Linked DNA regions of Mus musculus: region 1 is linked to region 2. A link is a contact called in ENCODE POLR2A ChIA-PET data. All regions are on one chromosome and are shown on one strand. Each heading gives the region's core, a stretch centred on a gene start or an enhancer-like site at or near the end of the contact. The rest is flanking DNA. Distances are from core to core; before and after follow the strand shown.

What was found. ChIA-PET counts read pairs that join two places held with the same protein, here RNA polymerase II (POLR2A).
Region 1: POLR2A ChIA-PET joins it to region 2 with 10 read pairs in embryonic stem cell. The contact joins the promoter of Txndc16 here to the promoter of Styx in region 2. POLR2A ChIA-PET finds 5 or more read pairs at or near these places in 3 of 5 experiments (Patski and embryonic stem cell).

Annotation. Positions count from the first base shown.
Region 1 is chr14:45,217,673-45,222,320 of GRCm38, reverse strand. Txndc16 (thioredoxin domain containing 16) reads left to right here and starts at 2,896. Exons shown (of 21, transcript NM_001310534.1): 1 at 2,896-3,104; 2 at 3,272-3,325. It overlaps Gpr137c (G protein-coupled receptor 137C), which reads right to left and starts at 2,604. Exons shown (of 7, transcript NM_027518.2): 1 at 1,903-2,604. The coding sequence starts at 2,328.
Region 2 is chr14:45,348,982-45,354,252 of GRCm38, reverse strand. Styx (serine/threonine/tyrosine interaction protein) reads right to left here and starts at 3,067. Exons shown (of 11, transcript NM_019637.3): 1 at 2,724-3,067. The coding sequence starts at 2,780. It overlaps Psmc6 (proteasome (prosome, macropain) 26S subunit, ATPase, 6), which reads right to left. Exons shown (of 14, transcript NM_025959.3): 14 at 5,182-5,271.

The sequences.
Region 1 (4,648 bases), core at 1,647-4,146, 130 kb after region 2:
AATATAGTTGATATTTTTCCTATTATGTTTGGCCACTTTCTTTCCCTTTGAGTGAGAGGTGCTGTCTGGTAGAAGATACAAGGGAACCCTTAAGGCATCCAAGATCTTACTCAGGCTGTTGGTAACTTGGATGTATACATACATAACACTTCCCTAGCTGCATGTTTAAGATTGTGTACACTTTCTGGTTATGTGTTACATCTCAAGTGAAAGGGTGATGTTAGCAAGGTCCAATGAATTGCATATATAATTTTTTAAGACATATGGGGGGGGTGACAACACCCGTGGTATCTGATGCTCCTAGCAAATTGACTTTTAATCATTTTCAGGTAGATTAACTGTATCTGAGGCTAAAGTAAGTCTTCAATAATGAGAAATTACTAATGTACTATCAGAAGTGTCAAGAAGAACTCAGTATCAGTTTACCTATAAATATGTGTTATAAAACCTTAAGCAACTGGATGATCCCCAAATATGATACCATTGTAGCATGTTTATTTGATTTACAATTGCATATGCTTTTCACTTTTGCTTAAGAGTGTGGCATTATTTTTGTGGTATTATGAGGTTTTTTATGGTATTATGTTGCTAGAGAATAAAAATAAAGTTTGGTTTTGTTACTCAATAATTGTTTTTTATTGGATATAGCTTGTATATATAACAATTGTATATAGCTGAAATTACAATTGTGATTTTAAAAACGCTTTCTATTTTCCTGTTTATTAAGGGGAAAAAAAGAGTTGGTTTATGTAGGAAATATAAACACAATCTGATTCAAAAGTGCCTTTTTTGGGTTACTTTTCCTTGGAACTGTGTTAATTCTCATCACCTCCAAAAGCCTTTGAGAGGATTAGCTGCATAGACCAATACCGTTCTATATTAGTCAGTATTAAGTGTATGATGTCACCTTTTTTTCTCCTCTCCTAAGCTCGTATTTTGAGGGAAAAGAAGACTGGGGGGGGGGGGGTGGAACCTGAAAATAATAAGGCATAAATACCAGATAGACATGATTGACAACCTTATACCCCCAACCTGTCTGAAATGGGTCAAATGTGCTGCAGAACAATGCAATCCAACCAGCAATTCCCCGTAAAAGAGAAAGGGGGTGTGATTAGACTCCAGCTATTAAGCAAGTTGTTGGAAAAACAAAATCAAAAACACCAAAAAACATAGTTCCGTGGTTTGTTTCTGCAACAGGCACAGGTTAAGCTTGTATCTTCTCTCCTAATTAGCTCTCCCCCAAAGGGCTGTGCTGTAAGAGACCGCCTAAATCGCCAAAGCAAGCAGCAACTGGGACAAACACTAAGGGCTTTATGGAGGTCCTTCGACTGTCCCGCAGCATTGGTTATTGATCGTTCACCCCGTCGGGGAAGCGATCGATCAGAATTTGTGCAAGGTGTATCGAGCCACAGTTAAGGAGATGCGGGGGGGGGGGGGGATATAAGCTTCTAATAAAAGAAACGCAGCAACAATAGCGGAGGAACAGCTCTGCCTGGTGACGTAATGGCTGGCAGCGGTCCAGCTTCAGCAGAGCTGCCTCTACTTCAGCATCCAACCTCCCTCAACCCGGTCCAGCCTCGACAGAGCTACCGGAGCTGCTACTTCTTACGATGCTTCTCTGTGGTCGCCACCAACGCCTTACGTGGAGGTCTGGGACATTGAACAAAGGGTGTCCCACTGCCTTAAGTTGTCGGGGCACGCATACTCTCTCTCTCACACTTCTCCAACCCCCTCAGGCACCGAGTCCATCAGCGGCTTAAGTTGAGGGAGAGGGAAAGACAGGAGTGTCTCAGTGTCCCCAGACTGCCCTCCGGCCACCTCCCCCAGCCCCGACCCCTTCCGTCTCGGCAGGAGTGGATCCCGGCGGCCCCGCTCCCCCGCTCGCCGGTCCTCCCGCCTTACCTCTGCCAGGTAGAGGTTGAGGAGACAGAGCGTGGAGAACTGTAGGCAGGAGGGGAAGCAGTAGAGCAGCCAGTGCGGGAAGAAGTGCAGGCGAGAGGGTGGCCGCAGCAGGGGCAGAGAGCCGCTGAGGGAGAAGGCGGCCGAGAAGAGCGTGGTCCTGAGCGCTGCCCACGCGAGACACAGGAAGAGGCAGAGGCTCTGGTAACTGAGCCGCCGCTCGCGGTACAGGAGCAGCCGCCACAGCTGCAGGTAGGCAAAGGCGAAGAGCGCGGCGTAGAGCAGCGCGTGCAGCACGCTCAGCGCCAGCTGCACCGAACCGGGAACCGCGGCGCCCGAGGCCGCGACGGCGCCCCCGCCGGACGTCGAGGGTTCGCGGCCGGCCGTGGGGACCGCGGCGGCCGCCGGCCCGGACACTGATACCCTCATGAGGGGACGCGAGCAGCGGGGAGGGAGCGCGGGAAGGAAGCGGCCCGAGCGCCCCCCGGACCTCCCGCCCGCCCCAGCCTGCGGCCCCGGGCAGCGCCGTGACAGGAGTCGCAGCCCCGCGCGATGGCCGCGGCTGCCCTCGGGCCCGCCTCCCCTTCCCCCCGGGGGGCTCGGTTCCTCGGGCCGCGGCTCGGCTCCGCAGCAGCAGCAAACAACTCTCGGCTGGAGACAATCAGCTGAGAAACCCGAGCTTTTGAGGCGCTCGCTCCGCACTGTGAGCTGCCGGCGATTGGCCCGGGCGGGCGCGCCCTCCGGGCGCCTCACTCGGAATACCACAGGCCTCAGAGCCTGTCACTCCAGAAGCCTTTGATCTGATTGGCCTTCTGCTTTCTCCTCTTTTACCCCCGCCCCTCTTCCCACCCACGCTGCTGATTGGCCCAGCAACTGCAAGACTTCCTCGCGCCGGCGGGAGGACTCCAGATTCTGTCACCTGGGGCTGTTCTCGCTCCGCCCCCTGACCGTCCATTGGTTGGAGGATCTCTTACGTAAGGAGCACGAGGAGCAGGCGGAGCCTCGGGGGTTGTTTTTTCGCCCAAGAGACTGATTTTGCGGAGGCAGTGCCGGCCGTGGGCGGTGAGCTTCTCAGGTAGGCGTAGTTGCTTTGGGAGCCGCCGTAGGGACCAGCCCCTGCCCCGCCTTCTGTCACCATCTCTACTCTGATGGCGGGACGTGCTGTCCTCAGAGACCTTTCATCTCTGCACGAGAATCTCAGGCAGGTGGGTAGCAGCGCGGGCCTCAAGACTTTGCCTGCAGGATTGCATGCACATCAGCACTCGGCAAACGTCCCTCCAGCCAGGTTGCTTGCTGATTCAGTTCACCTGTTTCTGGGGGCACCAAACGACGCTGGTTTTGATTTCATTTCCCCCCCTTTTCTTTTTCTGAGCTGGAGGAAACACGGGGCGAGGAAAGCGAATGAAGCAAAGCGCGAGCGGAAACTGTAAGTAATCAACCCTTTCTTCTCTTGGGAAGAGGTCCTGAAGGATGGTGGTCCTGGGAACAGATGAACGTTGAGGCCTTCTCCAAGGGGAAGGTGATTCTTCGAAACTTGCAATTTAGAAAGCTCTCTTGGGCGCAGGGGTGGGCAGGGGAGGGGTGGGGGGAGCGCGGAGCAGTAACAATGTGGTGATTGTCCAGAATGGAAGAGTTTGTGTGAGATTCTGCTTGTGTGTTGGAACAAGTGGTGCTATTCTCATCAGAGACTGAGAGATACAAAATAAGAGGTATATTTCTGCTTTAAATAAGTGAGGAACGGTTGTATGTTGGCCACTACATGAAGGTTTTTTTTTTTGTTTTTTGTTTTTTGTGTTTTTTTTGTATTTGGTATTTGGTAGCAAATCAGTCAAAGTAATGCAAGATGAGGAAGGATCCTGTGTTCTCAGAGTGAGCCTCTCATTGCAGATTCAGTGCTTCTGTAGACAGCATATTTACTGGAGCATCCAATATCCAGCCTTTCCTAAATACTCCCTCCTTAAGGTCTGCTTAAGAAGATGGCTGTTTCTCAGTCCTCCACCACCAAGTACATGTTACAAAGGGGCTTAAGATCTGTTCTGTACTTATTCTGGTCCAGTAGTTTGCCAGACACCAGACAGTATTACCATCCACAAGTGTAATCATGCACACACATGTACAATAATGATAAAATGAAAAGAAAGCCCTAAGTCTGTGTTTATTCAGTGGTAGGCTCATCAGGAAGACTATAATGAGGCAGGAGACTCTCCAGCATTTAGATGTTGTCTTTTTCTCATTAGCTGTATGGTGGAGGCTATGTTACAGATGTTTAGCCAGATACACATGTGGATGGTCAGCTTTGACTGAAAGGGAAAGGGGAAGTGCAGGATTGATTTTTGGTTCTTGTTTATAATGTTCTGTCTTCCATGATGTTTTACTCAGCACAGGCTAAGCTCGCTGCAAGGTCTTTATACAGATGCGGATCCTTCAGAGAACTTGAGTACACAGCAGTACAGATCAGCAGCCAGCAGGTCTCGTTCTGCGTGCCCTAGAGCATGGTTCTCCATGGTCCTTGACCTTGTCCTGTGACAGGTCCTGCCAGTTTTATCATTATCTTGGCAGGATCTCAAACTGGTTTTGGAGTATATGGGCTTTTGTTTCAAGGCTGAGGTGGTTTGGTCAGCATGCTACTTGGAACAAGGAATAGTTTGGGTGTAAGTTACATTTTATGTTTGCATATTGCCTGTCTTTGCTGGTGCTTCCTGGAATCTGTGTTTGCATACCTTGTTAAATACAACCAACAGCAGCTACT
Region 2 (5,271 bases), core at 1,818-4,317:
AAAATATTCTTCTATCTTAGCCTGGCATGGTGACACATTGACTTTAATCGCAGCATTTGGAAGCAGAGGCTGAGAGATCTCTGAGTTCAAGACTAGCCTAGTCTAAAATGTGAATTCCAGGATAGCCAGAGCTACACAGAGACATCTTGTCCTGAACAAACAAATGAAAACAAAGAGCACTTAGCCAAAATGACAGACCATATAACAAAAATAAAGACTAATCCATGACAGGAAAAATTAAAAAGGTAAAGTGTCTTAAGAGTTTTTATTGCTGTAATGAAACACCAGAGCATAAGCAACTCGGGAGCAGGAAAGAGTTTAATCTGGTTTACAAATCCGTAGTCATTGTCTATTGAGGGAAGCCACGGCAGGAATTCAAACCAGATGAGAACCTGGAAGCAAGAGCTGACACAGAGGCCATAGAGGAATGTTTCTTACTGGCTTACCCCTCATAGTTTTCTCCGCTTGTTTTCTCAGCTGACTATAGCTTGTGTTAGGCTGACATAAAATTGGCAGCATAATACCTGTTCTATAAGCTCAGTGCTACAAGCTCAGAAAAAAACATTTTGTAAAAAACAAAAAAGTACAAGAATAAATGGCAATCCTGTATGAAAGCATGTCTGGAAAGGTAGCTCAGGCATCAAGACCAGAGCTCCCATCCCAGTGCTCATGTTACAGGCCAGGAAAGCTCAAATGCATAATACCAGCTCTGACTTAGGCAGAGACAGGAGGACGGCTTGGGATTTCTGGCTTCCAGCTTTGCCAAGAAAACATGAGCCCCGGGTTCAGGCAGAGACCCTGCTCAGAATAGCCACAGTGATAAATGACTGAGTGCATACACAGGGACATCCGTTATGTACACAAATAAGATTTTATAATCTTTAAAAACTTCTTTCAAGCTGGGCATAGTAGCACACCTTTAATTTCAATATTCAGGAGACAGAGACAGGTGGATCCCTGTGAGTTCGAAGCCGGCTTAGATTAGATCCTGCCCCTGACCCCCTAATAGCTTTTTATAAAAACACGATTTTATTTTTTAATTAATTAATTAATTAATTAATTTTTGAGAAAAGGATTCTTTGTGTAGCCCTGGCTGTCCTGGAACTTGCTTTGTAGATCTGGCTTGCCTGCAACTCTGAGATCCATTTGCCCCTGCCTCCCAAGTGCTAGAATTAAAAGCATGTACCATCATGCCCGGCTATAAAGACCAATTTTATAAACAGATTTTTTTAAATTAGGTATTTTCCTCATTTACATTTCCAATGCTATCCCAAAAGTCCCCCATACCCTCCCCCCCACTCCCGCTTTTTGGCCCTGGCATTCCCCAAACAGATTCTTATTAAAGAAAAAATTTAAAAGTGTTCTGTTAAAACAAAAGTATTAACATTGTGTCTATTTTTATTTATACTTCTATTTTAAATTCTATTTAAAGAATCTTATCTGTCCCCAGAATTTTATTTAGAGATTTTTATTACTTTACATGTATTAGTGTTTTGCTTTTGTGCATGTATGTATATTATGTATGCCTCAACCATCACTACTACAAATAAGAAAGAGAATCCTTCAAATGACAGTAAGTCACTTGGGAGAACAGGGGACATTCCTGGGTACACAAGACCTTGTCTTACAAAGTTCCAGGACAGCCAGGGCTACAAAGAAACCCTTTCTCAAAAACCCACCATCACAACAAAACAAATACAAAAAAGTGATCTGAATCAAATGAAGACATTCAATAGAATTGAGCATTTGGTATAAAGTCTCCATCTCATCTGTAACTGAGACTGGTCTCAAATTTGCTATAGAACCAAGGCTACAGTGACCCCTCCTTTCTCCTTCCACCTCCCAAGTAGAGGGGTTACAAGTGTGCCAGCCAAGAGTAGTCCCAAATACCTTTAAAACACTGAGAGATTAAGGGGTGTACACCTTCAATCCCAGCATTTGGGGTACAGAAGCAGGTGGATCTCTTTGGGTTTCAGGCCAGCCTCGTCTAGTGAGTTCCAGGACAGCCAGGACTTATATCAAACACACAAGCAAAACTCTAGAATCCTTTTTTGATCCTATTAAGTGTCACAGGTAAGAATCCTTGTCACTAATTTTAGCCTCTGGCAAACTCTAACTTAACAGTTTCTGGTACCATAAAATATTTGCAACAGATGTTAGGTAAAGAAAAAAATCAAGGTGGGGTGAAAAGAACCCTTAAATCATAAATTGGGAGAATTTTGCTCTCGATAGTACAGGCAAGATTTGTTACTAAAAATTTTCAAATTCAAAGAAGCTTAGCTTTTCTACTCCCCCCCCCCCCCCGCCCCACGCTAGTCATCGTTTTTTGTGGGTTTTTTGGTAGTGGTGGTGGTTGGTTTTTGACTTGAGTACTATTAGAGGGGTGCAATTCCAGAGTTCACGCCTCCGATCTATTCCACACGTGGGGCTGGCTATGTGTCCCGCATGTGAATCTAACATCAAGCTCAGATTAAAAACAACTCCACAGCGTGTTGCTCTGGTAAGGAAGAGTCTGTGTTCACGAAAAGCCTCAACGCCGAGGCGAGTGGTCAAGAGTACTCTCCGGGTTGGCTCCTCCGATAGGGTCCCGCGGGAGGAGGACCTCACTGACGCCCCTTCACGCCCAAGGGGAAAGGGAAGAGTCTGGGACAGTTGGGCCAGAGGCGCTGCTTGGCCGGAGACCCGGGGGCTGCCCGCGGCAGGGCGGGCCGCCGGGCACTCACCTCGGCGTCGTCTTTGCACTGCGGGAGCGAGGGGAACTCCAGTTTCACGTCCTCCATGGTCCCAGGGCCCCGGTGGGTGGGCGCGGTGCGCCCGGCCGCCCTCCGGGCTGGCAGAGGCGACAAGGGAAGGAGGGCGGGCGGGCGGGCGAGCGGTGGGGGGGCTGACGCGCGGCAGGCTCACAGCAAGCACTCGCGGACCACAGGATCCAAGCGGCTGCGACAGGAAGGCGGAGGGCAGGGCGGTGCGCTGCCGGCCGCCATGCTGCGGCCGTGTCCCTCCCGCAGGTCTCCGCGCCCCTCAGAGAGCCGGGATCCGACCCAGGCACGAGCCCATAACCGTCTCCTCCCGCCCCAGCCCACGCGGCCCAGCCAATCCCAGCCCACGCTCGCCGACGGCCCGCCCCCGCCGCCAGGTGTCAGCGCGCCTCCGCCCCGCCCGTCCGCGAGCGCGCAGACGCGGGGGGAGGAGCTTCCCGCAGGGCGGAGCTGCGGCCGTAGGGGAGGAGCGGTCGGGGCCAAGGCCTTCCCAAATGGGATGGGAGTCCGTCCCTTCAAAGTGTCCTCCACACTCAGAGGAATGCTGCTCGATCCAATCCGTGGGGGAAGTCATAACCAAACAGGAAGAGTTCAGCTTAAATTCATGTTAGACTACGAAAAAAACAAAAACAAAAAACCCCGAGATACCCATCATCTTTAAACAAAGTAGAAAGTGGCCTCTTAGGTATACTCCGGAGTGTTAACAACTCAAATTATCCAGAAAATTTCAAGAAAATGATTCTTAAAAAAAGTCATCAGAAATGTAAATGATAGTTTACTTACTAAATTGTATTCGGTACTCTTTAAGATTTCTCCGAGCCTATTTTTCAACATAAAAGATGATTGTGTGAGGAGCTGGCGTTAGAGTTAATAATTTTTGAAGAATATACCTTCTTCAGGGTCTCGCTATGTACACCAGGCTGGTCCTCAAATTTACAAGAGTTCTGAGATGAAATGATTAAAGGCCTGGTTTGAACTTCTGAACCACCTTTGGTCTCACTGAAGGAATCACTGAAGGCTGCAAAGTGTGTAACTAAGACTATCACTACTTTTCACTGTATTTTAACACTACTTCCTAGAGACCTCAGGACTGTCATTATCAAAAAAAAAAAAAAAAAAAATCCTTTAAAGTGGAAGGACCGCGTGTTTAACTTGGATTTCCTCTTAACTCTTTTCATGTTGTCATATATGTAATGCATGTTCAATATACAGGATAGCTGTTCAAAAATTAGGTGGCTAATTAGATGGTCTATGCTCTCTAGTGTTACATAAACTATTATCCAGCTTTAAGAATTACAAAAGGCACAGAATACCCTGCTAGTAATTTTTAATTAAAAAATAATCCAATGGCAAGTATTGTGGTAAATGCCTTTAATTCCACCACTCAGGAGAGGCAAGAAAATGTCTGTGAGTTGAGACTGGCCTAACCCACACAGTAAGTGTCCCAGGCCAGCCAGGGGTACATAGTGAGACCTTGTCTCAAAAAGAAAGGGGAAGCTGGGCAGTGGTGGCATACCCTTTTAATTCCAGCACTTGGGAGGCAGAGGCAGGCAGATTTCTGAGTTCGAGGCCAGCCTGGTCTACAGAGTGAGTTCCAGGACAGCCAGGGCTACACAGAGAAACCCTGTCTCGAAAAACCAAAGAGAGAGAGAGAGAGAGAGAGAGAGAGAGAGAAAGGGAGGGAGGGAGGGAGGGAGGGAGGGAGGGAGAGAGAGAGAGAGAGAGAGAGAGAGAGAGAGAGAGAGAGAGAGAAAAGAAGAATTACATACCTAGCTGGATCATTTATGGTTAGTCCTTTGGTATTTATGAAACTGAAGTTTGATGTCTTTATTTAAACAAGAATTAACTATAAATAATCTCAATTTTTAGACATTGACAATTTCCTTATACAACTTTTGATTGCCACATGAAATTAGAATTGTGTACAGGTAACAGAACTTTTGTTTTGAACATTTAACATTCCATAGAGTAGACACTCTCAGCCTGGTATTTACTGGAAGATATTTATAGAATCCACTGGTGAACCTAAGAAATAATAGATCGCTAGAAATCACATATATGTAAAATTACATGTCCATGAACAGACTTTTCCTGGATCCAGACCACAAAAAGGGAATTATTTTTCACATAAACCAAATTATAAGTATTACTTCCAGTCATAATCTTTAAAAAGTTAAAATTATCAAATACCTAACTGCAATAGGTAAAGAGAATTTCTTGGAAGACACAAGTACATGTATATACTCCATAACCCCACACTCTATGATCTATAAAAGAAGACATTCTTGTGGACTCTGTGAGTACTGTTTAAAATTCAAAGCCCTATTTTAATTTTCAACTTCATCCAGGTTTTCAAATCATATACTTACTAATCCAAAAGGACAAGAATAAATGTGCTTTTAGAAAAGACAAGAGTATATATAGGACAACTTAAAACAGATTTTATTGCTTTTTTTTTAAGGACGAGGAAAACAAAATATAAAATAAGTCATAAGAAATGCTCTCCTCTACT